Regions from separate parts of the Homo sapiens genome. Here region 1 is linked to region 2. A link is an interaction called in ENCODE POLR2A ChIA-PET data of the cell type or tissue named here. Cell type or tissue: HepG2. All regions are shown on one strand. Each heading gives the region's core, and the rest is flanking DNA. Links, peaks and the distances in the headings are about the cores only.

Evidence for each region. Peaks named below come from ENCODE experiments on the same cell type or tissue, not always from the same donor. Only the 100,000 strongest peaks of a DNase experiment are listed, where the experiment ranks them.
Region 1: POLR2A ChIA-PET joins it to region 2 with 11 read pairs; 7 of 35 experiments call an interaction of 5 or more read pairs at or near these places.

Annotation. Positions count from the first base shown.
Region 1 is chr2:70,255,485-70,260,853 of GRCh38, reverse strand. PCYOX1 (prenylcysteine oxidase 1) reads right to left here and starts at 2,717. Exons shown (of 6, transcript NM_016297.4): 1 at 2,578-2,717; 2 at 1,288-1,494. The coding sequence starts at 2,689. RefSeq lists silencers at 2,352-2,461, 2,732-2,861. In HepG2, for the core only: no CTCF peak of the experiment used is centred there; DNase peaks (open chromatin) are centred at 2,183 and 2,783; H3K4me3 peaks cover 2,304 bases.
Region 2 is chr2:70,105,903-70,111,271 of GRCh38, reverse strand. No RefSeq gene overlaps it. Among named protein-coding and RNA genes, the nearest start is that of LINC01816, 17 kb to the left of the region's middle. In HepG2, for the core only: no CTCF peak of the experiment used is centred there; DNase peaks (open chromatin) are centred at 2,271 and 2,781; H3K4me3 peaks cover 1,161 bases.

The sequences.
Region 1 (5,369 bases), core at 271-5,270, 150 kb before region 2:
CTGGGTATACCTTCGCCCTCGTGGAGGAAACGGAAGCAGAGGCAGCATCTACAGAGGATGTGGAAGGCAGCTGAGGCACTTCCATTCCTGTGAGAATCCTATTTTGCAAAACTGGATATTTCAGATAACTGGAAGGAGGCCAAAGTTACAAAATACTCCCTGCCGAAAGGGCCTCCAGAGGCCTGTCAGACTTTCCCCATGACCTATCCAGCTCCTCTGCTGTCAGGGCAGCAGTTGCACATCCCAAGTTCTAGGCACGTGTCTGCATCCACAGCTGTGTGACGGAGTTTGTTTTGTTGGTGGTGGTTTGTTTTGATAGGGTCTCACTTTGTTGCCCAGGCTGGAGTGCAGTGGCATGCAAGGCTCACTGCAGCTTCTATCTCCCAGGCTCAAGGGATCCTCCTGCCTCTGCCTCCCAAGAAGCTGGGACTACAGGTTTGTGCCATCACACCAGGCTAACTTTTTTATTTTTAGTAAAGACAGGATCTCACTATGTTGCCCAGACTGGTTTCTAACTCCTGGGCTCAAGTGATCCTCTGCCTCGGCCTCCCAAAGTGCTGGGATTACAGGCATGAGCCACTGACCCTGGCCATGGCCATATGTGAGTGACTTTGAGCCAGACAATTCAAGTCTCTGGGTCTCATTTACTCAGCTGCAAAATGATCACAATGAGATGACTATCTCCAAACCTTCTCTGATTCTTTAACACAAACCCAGAATTTTAAGAACAGACAACAGAGGCCGGGCACGGTGGCTCACCCCTGTAATCCCAGCACTTTGGAAGGCCAAGGCAGGCGGATCACCTGAGGTCAGGAGTTCAAGACCAGCTGGCCAACATGGTGAAACCCCGTCACTACTGAAAATACAAAAATTAGCTGGGCGTGGTGGCAGGCACCTGTAATCCCAGCTACTCAGGAGGCTAAGGCAGGAGAATCGCTTGAACCCGGGAGGCAGAGGTTGCAGTGAGCCAAGATCGCACCATTGCACTCCAGCCTGAGCGACAAGAGCGAAACTCCTCAAAAGAAAAAAAAAGACAATGGCAGCCATTCCCACCCCCACCCCATGGCTGTAATTCCAGATAACTGAAGATACAGACAACTAGTGTCCCATTACAGCAGAACTGCTCCTAACTCAGGCAGTACCAACTAACAAGAAAGTGAGGAAAACAGTTTTACCAACGTCTCTGTAAGGCAATTAACAAGGCAGAAATTTCAGTTCTCCATCTGATAAAAATATCCGGGGATGTCACACAGTAATCTGGTGAGCTCCAAGACCAAAATTACATACCCAGGTCTTTGACAAAACGTTTCATGTGCAGATTTAAAGGATGGATGACAGAACCTCCTGCCTCGTATTCTTGCCCCTGCACCATCATGGTAGCCAGGCGGCCCCCGACCTCTTCTCTTTCAAACAGGTCTATCTTCACATCTTTCCCAAATTTCTGCCGCAGGTAATAGGCTGCTGAAGTGCCACCAATTCCGGCTCCAATAATCGCTATGAGGGAAAAAAACAGAAGATTATATTTTCCCCTTTTACCAGCTCTGTGAGTTGTTTTGTTTTTGAAAGACCATCAATAGCAGAGGTTGTTACTCAAAGCTATTACCAACAATTTGGTGGGGGAAGAGTGACACCTGCAGCGAAGGTCTAACTCCCTGAATCTGGACAGACACTGTTCCCAGACAAAAGCAGTAGATTAATTAACATATTGACATTAACTCGATTTTTTTTCCAGATGCCCAAAGATTCTCACAGGTCTTTATGGAGGAACCAAGGGGCCTGCACACCCTTCCAGATGCCCAACTCACGGGCACATTAGAGGTGGACCTTTCCAGCACGCATTTTTAATAAAGTGACGGCCATTTATGCCTAGCTTTGTTGTGTCTAGATTCAATGTAGATAGGTTAATGATACCGAAGAACACAACTTTAAAGGGGGGCGGGAGGGAGACAGGAAGCAAAGAGCCAAGGCTCCTGACACTGGAGCTCTTGACAGTGGAAAGAGAACAGATTCTTTCTGCAGCTGTGTTAGTCCTAGGCGGAGAAACTGTGCAAGCCAAGGGCCTCTGAGAGCAGGCCGACCTCAGCAAAGCGGAGCTGGGGGAAGGCGGTTCAGCCTCCCAAGGGAAGCAGGCAGGGTCAACTTGTTTGCACTCCTCCCTGTGCTGTGCCTGCGTGAGCCTGTTAATCTGGCCGGGCGCCCCAGGTCAAGCCAGAACACTGGAGTCTTCACGGTCAGTGTTCAACGGGAAGATAGAGAAACCTAGGCCTCCCCGGAGCCCCACACCTAAGAGACAGGGGCTACAGGTACGCTAGGCGCCTGCCTGCCCGCCCGCCCCTGTCCCCGTCCACGCCCATTCCTCAAGTGGGCACCTCTCCACGCCTGGGAATGCACAGTCCTATTCCGACCAGAGCTGAAAGCCGCCCTGAAGTGTGAATGGGGGAAAGCGCGACCTGCGCAGCTGGCTCGGCCTGCACCGCTGGACTGCGTCGCGGCTGTGGGATCTGGGCGCACTGCGCAGCGGCCGCCCGGCGCGGGGCGCGCTCCAGCACCTTCCCGCGCCGCCCCCTTCTCGCCTACCGATTTTATCTGGCGGAGCACGCAGCTCGGCGCCCTCGGGGCATCCGCAGCTGCACAGCAACAGCCACAACCCCAGCAGCGAGGAGACGAGCTCCGCGACGACGCGCCCCATGGCCTCCACAAGCTCTGCAGCTGGCCTCAAGAGCCCCGCAGTCCTCCCACCGCTGCGCGGCTGCGCGCTCCGCCCAGCCCCGCCCCCAGGCCGCCCAGCCCCTGCGAGCCCCGCCCAGGTCCTGCGAGCCCCGCCCCGACCTCGCCCCGCCGGTCCTCTCAACCCTGCAGGAGCTCCCCACTCTGGGCCACTCAGTGCCCTAAGCACATCCTGCCGCCTCGAAGCCCACCCTCCTTCAGAAGACATCGAAGGCAGAAGCTGGCCGGGCGCGGTGGCTCAAGCCTGTAATCCCAGCACTTTGGGAGGCCGAGGTGGGTGGATCATGAGGTCAGGAGATCGAGACCATCCTGGCTAACACGGTGAAACCCCGTCTCTACTAAAAATACAAAAATTTAGCTCGGCATAGTGGCGGGCGCCTGTAGTCCCAGCTACTCGGGAGGCTGAGGCAGGAGAATGGCGTGAACCCGGGAGGCGGAGCTTGCAGTGAGCCGAGATTGCGCCACTGCACTCCAGCCTGGGAGACAGAGCCAGACTCCGTCTCAAAAAAAAAAAAAAAAAAAAAAAGGCAGAAGCTGAGGCTCGCCTCAGCTCTCCTCCTCCTTCCCTATCTATTTGGGTGAAGCACCTTAGTTCTTCACTAGTACCCTCTTCTGTTCCCTCCGTCGCTCCTCTCAAAGAATGCGCACAGCTAATCGCTGCCAGAAACAGACCAAAGGGACAACAGTACTTACTGAGTGATCACCCTGTTGCGAGAACTGTAAGGTTCTCCGTGAATGGGTAAATGGTGCTAACTGTAAAGAAAAATGAGGGAGACTGAGGATGGGGTGGCCCAAGGTGAAGGGGGTGTAATAGTAGTAACAGACATGAATAAAAGTAGTGTACCTGTAAGGACACCAGAATGTGCCACCCCAAAATACGCCTCTTTAGCCTAAGGATTATTTCAAGCCGAAGACAATTGAGAAGATGTAGATACGATGTAGATACGTGGGTGGAAAGTTCTCCGCCTTCCCCATTTGCCTAAAAGCAGGACATAAATTTTATTTTTTTAACAATTTTTAAATATATTGCATTTTATTACATAAAAGTAAAATTAGTAAAATAATATAATTTGATATACTTTATAATTTATAATTTCTCTCAGTATAATGTAGAAAAGTATTACTCTGAACACTTACTTTTTTTTTTTTTTTTTGAGACGGAGTCTCGCTCTGTTGCCCAGTCTGGAGTGCAGTGGTGCGATCTCAGCTCACTGCAAACTCTACGTCCCGGGTTCAAGCAATTCTTCTGCCTCAGCCTGTAGCTGGGACTACAGGCACCCGCCACCGTGCCTGGCTAATTTTGTGTATTTTTAGTAGAGACGAGGTTTCAGTGTGTCAGCCAGGATGGTCTCGATCTCCTGACCTCATGATCCACCCGCCTCGGCCTCACAAAGTGCTGGGATTACAGGTGTGAGCCACCGCGCCTGGCCATGAACACCTACCTTAAACATTACTTAATTTAGGCTAACTACAATGAGCCTCGCTACTTATATTTTTATCATGCATCTTACATTTTAATGTCCTTACTCTTTTATAGAAAAGGTCATAAAGAATGCCCAACTAATAAAGAATCTCTAATATCTCTGATACAGCAACAACTGATCACATACTTTCACATGTGAATACAATAGAAATAAAGTAACAGCATAAAGTAATTTGAAAGCTGTATTATATTATTATTCACTTTTCAAAAAATTGTTTTCAAGGAAACAAATATACTTTCAATGTAATTACAAAGCTTCAAAAAAACTCCTTTTAAAGTTATATACAAATAATTTAACAACTTTAATTGTGAATTCATTTTTATACTCAACACTCCTATTTAGTGTAATGTCTGAAGTAAAGCAGGACATAAATTTTAAAAGGCAAAGGTATCCCTCTTCCCACACTGCCTGGAAGGACAAAGGTTAATCACTAAAGACAATTTTACGCCTGTTAAATAAAATTCATAGGAAGCCATTGGTTTGGACTGAGCTCCTGCACTAGACTAGGCCCAACAGACTAAACCAAAATGGAGTCACTCAAGTCACTCATGTTCCACATCACAAGGTCAAAACTAAGTTGTCGATCTGACTTTCTAAGAAATCAGGAGAAAGAAAAATAATAGCCAAATTCCCGACAGACCAGTTTGAAGTGACATGATAAGGAAATACCCTCTGCTTTAAACTTTTCAAGGAAAGTAACCTCGAAACAACCAATGCACTTTTCTGTTTCTGCTTTCTTCAGCCCTTTCTGAAAGCCAACCTCCTCCACTCAACTCATAGGAACACTCATTCGATTTTATAAAATGAGGTGTTGCACAATTCTACAATCGCAACTAAAAGCCAATTATGCTCTTTAAACTAAATTAGTTGTAATTTTGTCTTTTGACAAACCTTTATCAGCCAGGAATCTACATGACAAACTTCATTAATGAGCCTTTTTCTATCGCGTATTTGCCTTCCCATAATTTGCCACCCCTAGAGACTCAAAATCATTTTCCTTCTCTTAACACTTCTCTTTTTTTTTCTTTCTTTCTTTTTTTTTTTTTTTTTGAGACGAAGTTTCGCTCTTGTTGCCCAGGCTGGAGTGCAATGGCGCAGTCTCACGGCAACGTCCGCCTCTCGGGTTCAAGCAATTCTCCTGCCTCAGCCTCCTGAGTA
Region 2 (5,369 bases), core at 237-5,236:
GAGGCTAAAGCGGGAGGATCACTTGGGCCCAGGAATTAGAGGCTGCAGTGAGCTAGGATTCTGTCAATGCATTCCAGCCTGGGTGATAAGAGTTGTTTGTTTTGTTTGAGAAATAGTCTCGCTCTGTTGCCCAGGCTGGAGTGCAGTGGCGGGATCTTGGCTCACTGCAACCATTGCCTCCCAGGTTCAAGTGATTCTCCTGCCTCAGCCTCCCGAGTAGCTGGGATTAAAGGTGTGTGCCACTATGCCCAGCTAATTTTTGTATTTTTAGTAGAGACGGGGTTTTGCCATGTTGTCCAGGCTGGTCTTGAACTCCTGACCTCAAGTGATCTGCCTTCCTCAGCCTCTCAAAGTGTGCTGGGATTACAGGCATGAGCCACTGTGCCCAGCTCGTAGTCAGTATTTTTAAAGTATTAATAAATTATTGAGTTTGGCCAGGTATGGTGGTTTATTAATCCCAGCACTTTGGGAGGCCAAGGCAGGAGGATCACCTTAGCCCAGGAGCTCGAGACCAGCCTGGACATAATAGCAAGAACCTATCTCTACAAAAAAGTAAAAGGTTAGCTTGGCATGGTGGTGAGCGCCTGTAGTCCCAGCTGCTCAGGAGGCTGAGGCAGGAGGAACACTTGAGCCCAGAGGTTTGAGGCTGCAGTGAGCCGTGAAAACAAAACAAACAAAAAATACACACACACACACACACACACACACACACAGATATATACATGGAGAGAGAGGTTTTTTTTTTTTTTTGAGACGGAGTCTCTATGTCTCCCAGGCTGGAGTGCAGTGGTGTGATCTCAGCTCACTGCAACCTCTTCCTCCCAGGTTCAAGCAATTCTCCTGCCTCAGCCTCCCGAGTGTCTGGAAGTACAGGCGCCCGCAACCATTCCCAGCTAATTTTTGTAATTTTATTAGAGACAGGGTTTTGCCATGTTGGCCAGGCTGGTCTCAAACTCCTGACTGCAGGTGATCTGCCCACCTTGGCCTCCCAAAGTGCTGGGATTACAGGTGTGAACCACTGTGCCCGGCCTATACTGAGCTATTTTAAACTCTTTCCCACCCCTGTACTAAGTCTAAAATCCGGCGTATGTTTTACATCTTTATTCAGACTAGCCATATTCCAAGTATTCAACTGCCGCATGTGACAAGTGGCTGCCGTGTTGGACAGGACAGGTTAAATGTTTCCTTCATGTCCCAAAACCTGCATATTGTAAGTTTTTATTAAATATGCACCCCTGGGGTGCCCTGTCTCCTGCTGAGGAACCCTCCTGACAGCAGCACATGCTCTGCTTAGACCTTCTCTTCCAGTTTGAGCCCGTTTGGAAAAAGCCAATGTATTTTAACTTACTATATCCCATCCTTGTGCAAACATTGCCATGCCTTTGCAAGATCCATTGGCTTCAACATCGCTTTGACTTGCCTGCTTACACCAGATTTATGACCATAGGAAGAAAGTTACATTTTCTGGTTCTTTTTTGTTTTTTGTTTTTTTTGAGAGGGAGTCTGGCTCTGTCGCCAGTCTGGAGTACAGTGGCACGATCTCGGCTCACTGCAACCTCCGCCTCCTGGGTTCAAGTGATTCTCCTGCCTCAGCCTCCCGAGTAGCTGGGACTATAGGTGCGGGCCACCACACCCAGTTACTTTTTGTTTTTGTTTTTGTTTTTTTTTTGAGATGGAGTCTCACTCTGTTGCCAGGCTGGAGTGAGGTGGCGCAGTCTTGGCTCACTGCAACCTCCACCTCCTGGGTTCAAGCAATTCTCCTGCCTCAGCCTCCTGAGTAGCTGAGACTACAGGCACGTGCCACCACACCCGGCTAATTTTTTGTATTTTTAGTAGAGACGGGGTTTCACCGTATTAGCCAGGATGATTTCGATCTCCTGAGCTCGTGATCTGCCCGCCTCAGCCTCCCAAAGTGCTGGGATTACAAGCGTGAGCCACCACGCCCTGCCTATTTTTGTATTTTTAGTAGAAACAGGGTTTCACCATGTGGGCCAGGATGGTCTCCATCTCTTGACCTCGTGATCCGCCTGCCTCGGCCTCCAAAAGTGCTGGGATTACACGCGTGAACCACCGCACCCGGCCTTCTGTCTTAATTTTCACAAAAGTATTTGGCCCCAAAGGCAGCCGATGCAGGGGCAGAGTGTGAATGTCACAGGAGCCTCTGTACCTGTGACTCTTCCCACCCAGGCCCCGCCCCGCTGGGGGTGGCAGCCCTGTGGCCTTTGCAGCCAAGCAGCATGAGTCATCTTGGTCACTTGTTAAACCTTAGCTTCAGACTCAGAGCCGCTTTTGTTTTTCAGTTGAATCGGCAGCCCCGGACACACACATACCCCACCACACACCCACACACAAGCACGCGCGCGCACATGCGCAGCCAACCAGGCTTAGTTCTTAAGTGGGAGAACATATTGTTTGTCATAATTAATGTCACATTCCTGAACCTGGCCTTTCTCTGCCACCCTAGGGGCTGATGGTCTCTGTCTGGGAAGCCCTGTATGCTATCAGTTAGGGCGGGAGGTTGGGGAAGAATTCAGATCCGACCAAAGGAACAAGGCAGGAATTCATCCTCCTGTGACTGAAGGGACGTCCACAACCCAAACAGGGCCCCACTATTCCAGCCAGGGCGGCAGAGCCTCTCCTTGTCCTCCCACCCAGGGTTGGAGATTTAAGTCTCCATACGTCTCAATTCACTTCTTAACCCCAGTGGTTCTCAACCATGGCTGCATGTTAGACTCACTCAGGGAGCTTAAAAAATTTCTGATGCTCAGGTCAAAAACCAGACCAATTAACTCAGAACCTTTGAGGCCTTTACTCTTTGACCAGGTAGATTTATGATTTACAGGCTCAGATGGAGCCATACGCTCCGTCCAGCAGTCCTTCAGTACTCTGGGGTCCACAGCCCCAACAGTTTCCAGGCCCAAGAACAGTGATTGGACACCCCCACTGCTCTCTGGGCCCCCTCTGTCCTTCCTCAGTCAGTGTGGTTGAGAAAGTGCAGGGAAAGGAACACTCCTTTTCTCCCACTTCAGAGAAAGCTAGCAGCGTCCCCACCACTGCTGGCCACACACCCTGTGACCTCTGTGCTTTGCTCCGTATGCTTTTTCCTCTGTCTCATTCTCAAATGTTTAGTCTGTTTGTTGGTCTTTTCTTCTTCAGCTTATGAACATCCTTGTGTCACTACCACCTAAAAAACCCAAATCCTTATCTCCATTCTGTCTCCCCTTCAACTTAGTACCTACCTCTTAGCTTAGTGGCTTCTTCTTCTTCTTTTTTTTTTTTTTTGAGACAAGGTCTCGCTCTGTCGCCCAGGCTGGAGGGCAGTGGCGCAATCACGGTTCACTGCAGCCTCGAACTCCCAGGCTAAAGCAATCCTTCCACCTCAGCCCCTGGAGTAGCTGGGACTACAGGCGCCAGCCACCACACTGAGCTAATTTCATTTCTTTTCTTTTCTTTTCTTTTTTTTTTTTTGAGATGGAGTCTCACTCTTTCACCCAGGATGGAGTGCAGTGGTGCAATAATTTTTGTATTTTTGTATTTTTAGTAGAGATGGATTTTTACTGTGTTGGTCAGGCTGGTTTTGAACTCTTGACCTCAAGTGATCCGCCTGTCTCGGCCTCCCAAAATGCTGAGATTACAGGCATGAGCCACCGCACCCAGCCTCACTCAGCTAATTTTTGTATTTTTTGTAAGAGACAGGATTTCAGCATGTTGCCTACACTGGTCTTGAACTCCTGGGCTCCAGTGATCCTCATGCCTTGGCTTCCCAGAGTGCCGGGATTGTGGGTGTGAACCACCGCCTGGCCCTGCTAAGCTTCTTGAAGGAGTAGCCCAGAGGCAGTCTGCATATTGTCACCTCTCCTCAACCATCACAGGCGGCTTTCGCCCCAGCCCAACAAAGATACTCCCCACACTCACTAAGATCACCAATGACCTCCTTGCCACCAAATCCTTCCTTTGCTCATTTTCTTTTTCTTTCTTTCTTTCTTTCTTTTCTTTCCTTCTTTCTTTCTTTCTTTCCTTCTCTCTCCTTCTTTCTCTCCTTCTTTCTCTCTCTTTTCTTTCTTTCTTCTCTCTCTCTCTTTCTTTTTTTCTTTTGAGGGGGACAGAGTCTTGCTCTGTCGCCCACGCTGGAGTACAATGATGCAATCTCGGCTCACTGCAACCTCCACCTCCTGGGTTCAAGCAATTCTCCTGCCTCAGTCTCCCGAGTAGCTGGGATTACAGGCACACGCCACCACGCCTGGCTAATTTTTGTATTTTTAGTAGAGACGAGGTTTCACCATGTTGGCCAGGCTGGTCTCAAACTCCTGAGTGCAGGTGATCCACCCACCTTGGCCTCCCAAAATGCTGGGATTACAGGCATGAGTGAGCCCCTGCGCCCGGCGCCTGTTACAAATTAATAACACTAAAATAATAGCATTGCTTTGTGCCATTATTCCTTCATTCATTTAAAAACTTTTATTGAGAAACTACAATGTGGAGGCACTGTTTCTTAAGCTCTATGGCTATTTTTTTTTTTTTTTTCTGAGACGGAGTCTAGGTCTGTCTCCAGGCTGGAGTACAGTGGCTCGATCTCAACTCACTGCAACCTCTGCCTCCTGGGTTCAAGTGATTCTCCTGCCTCAGCCTCCCAAGTAACTGGGATTACAGGCATGTGCTGCCACACCTGTCTAATTTTTGTATTTTTAGTAGAGATGGAGTTTCACCATGTTGGCCAGGATGGTCTCGATCTCCTGACCTCGTGATCCGCCCACCTTGGCCTTTCAAAGTGCTGGGATTACAGGTGTGAGCCTCCATGCCCGGCCAGCTCTATGGCTGTTATGAACAAAAGATATGTGGACTCTGCTCTCATGAAGCTTACATTCTAGTAATAAGAAACAAAGCCAGGCACAGTGGCTCCCGCCTGTAATCCCAACACTTTGGGAGGCCAAGGTGGGAGGATCACTTGAGGTCAGGAGTTCAAGATCAGTCTGGCCAACATGGTGAAACCCCACCTCTACTAAAAATACAAAAATTAAGGCCAGGCATGGTGGCTTACGCCTGTAATCCCAGCACTATGGGAGGCTGAGGTGGGCGGATCACCTGAGGTTGGAAGTTCGAGACCAGCCTGACCAACATGGAGAAACCCCGTCTCTACTAAAAATACAAAATTAGAAGGGCGTGGTAGTGCATGCCTATAATCCCAGCTACTCGCGAGGCTGAGGCAGGAGAATTGCTTGAACCTGGGAGGCAGAGGTTGCAGTGAGCTGAGATCGCGCCACTGCACTCCAGCCTGGGCAACAAGAGCGAAACTCCATCTCAAAAACCAAAAACAAAAACAACAACAAAAATTAGCCTGGCATGGTGGCACGCCCCTGTAATCCCAGCTA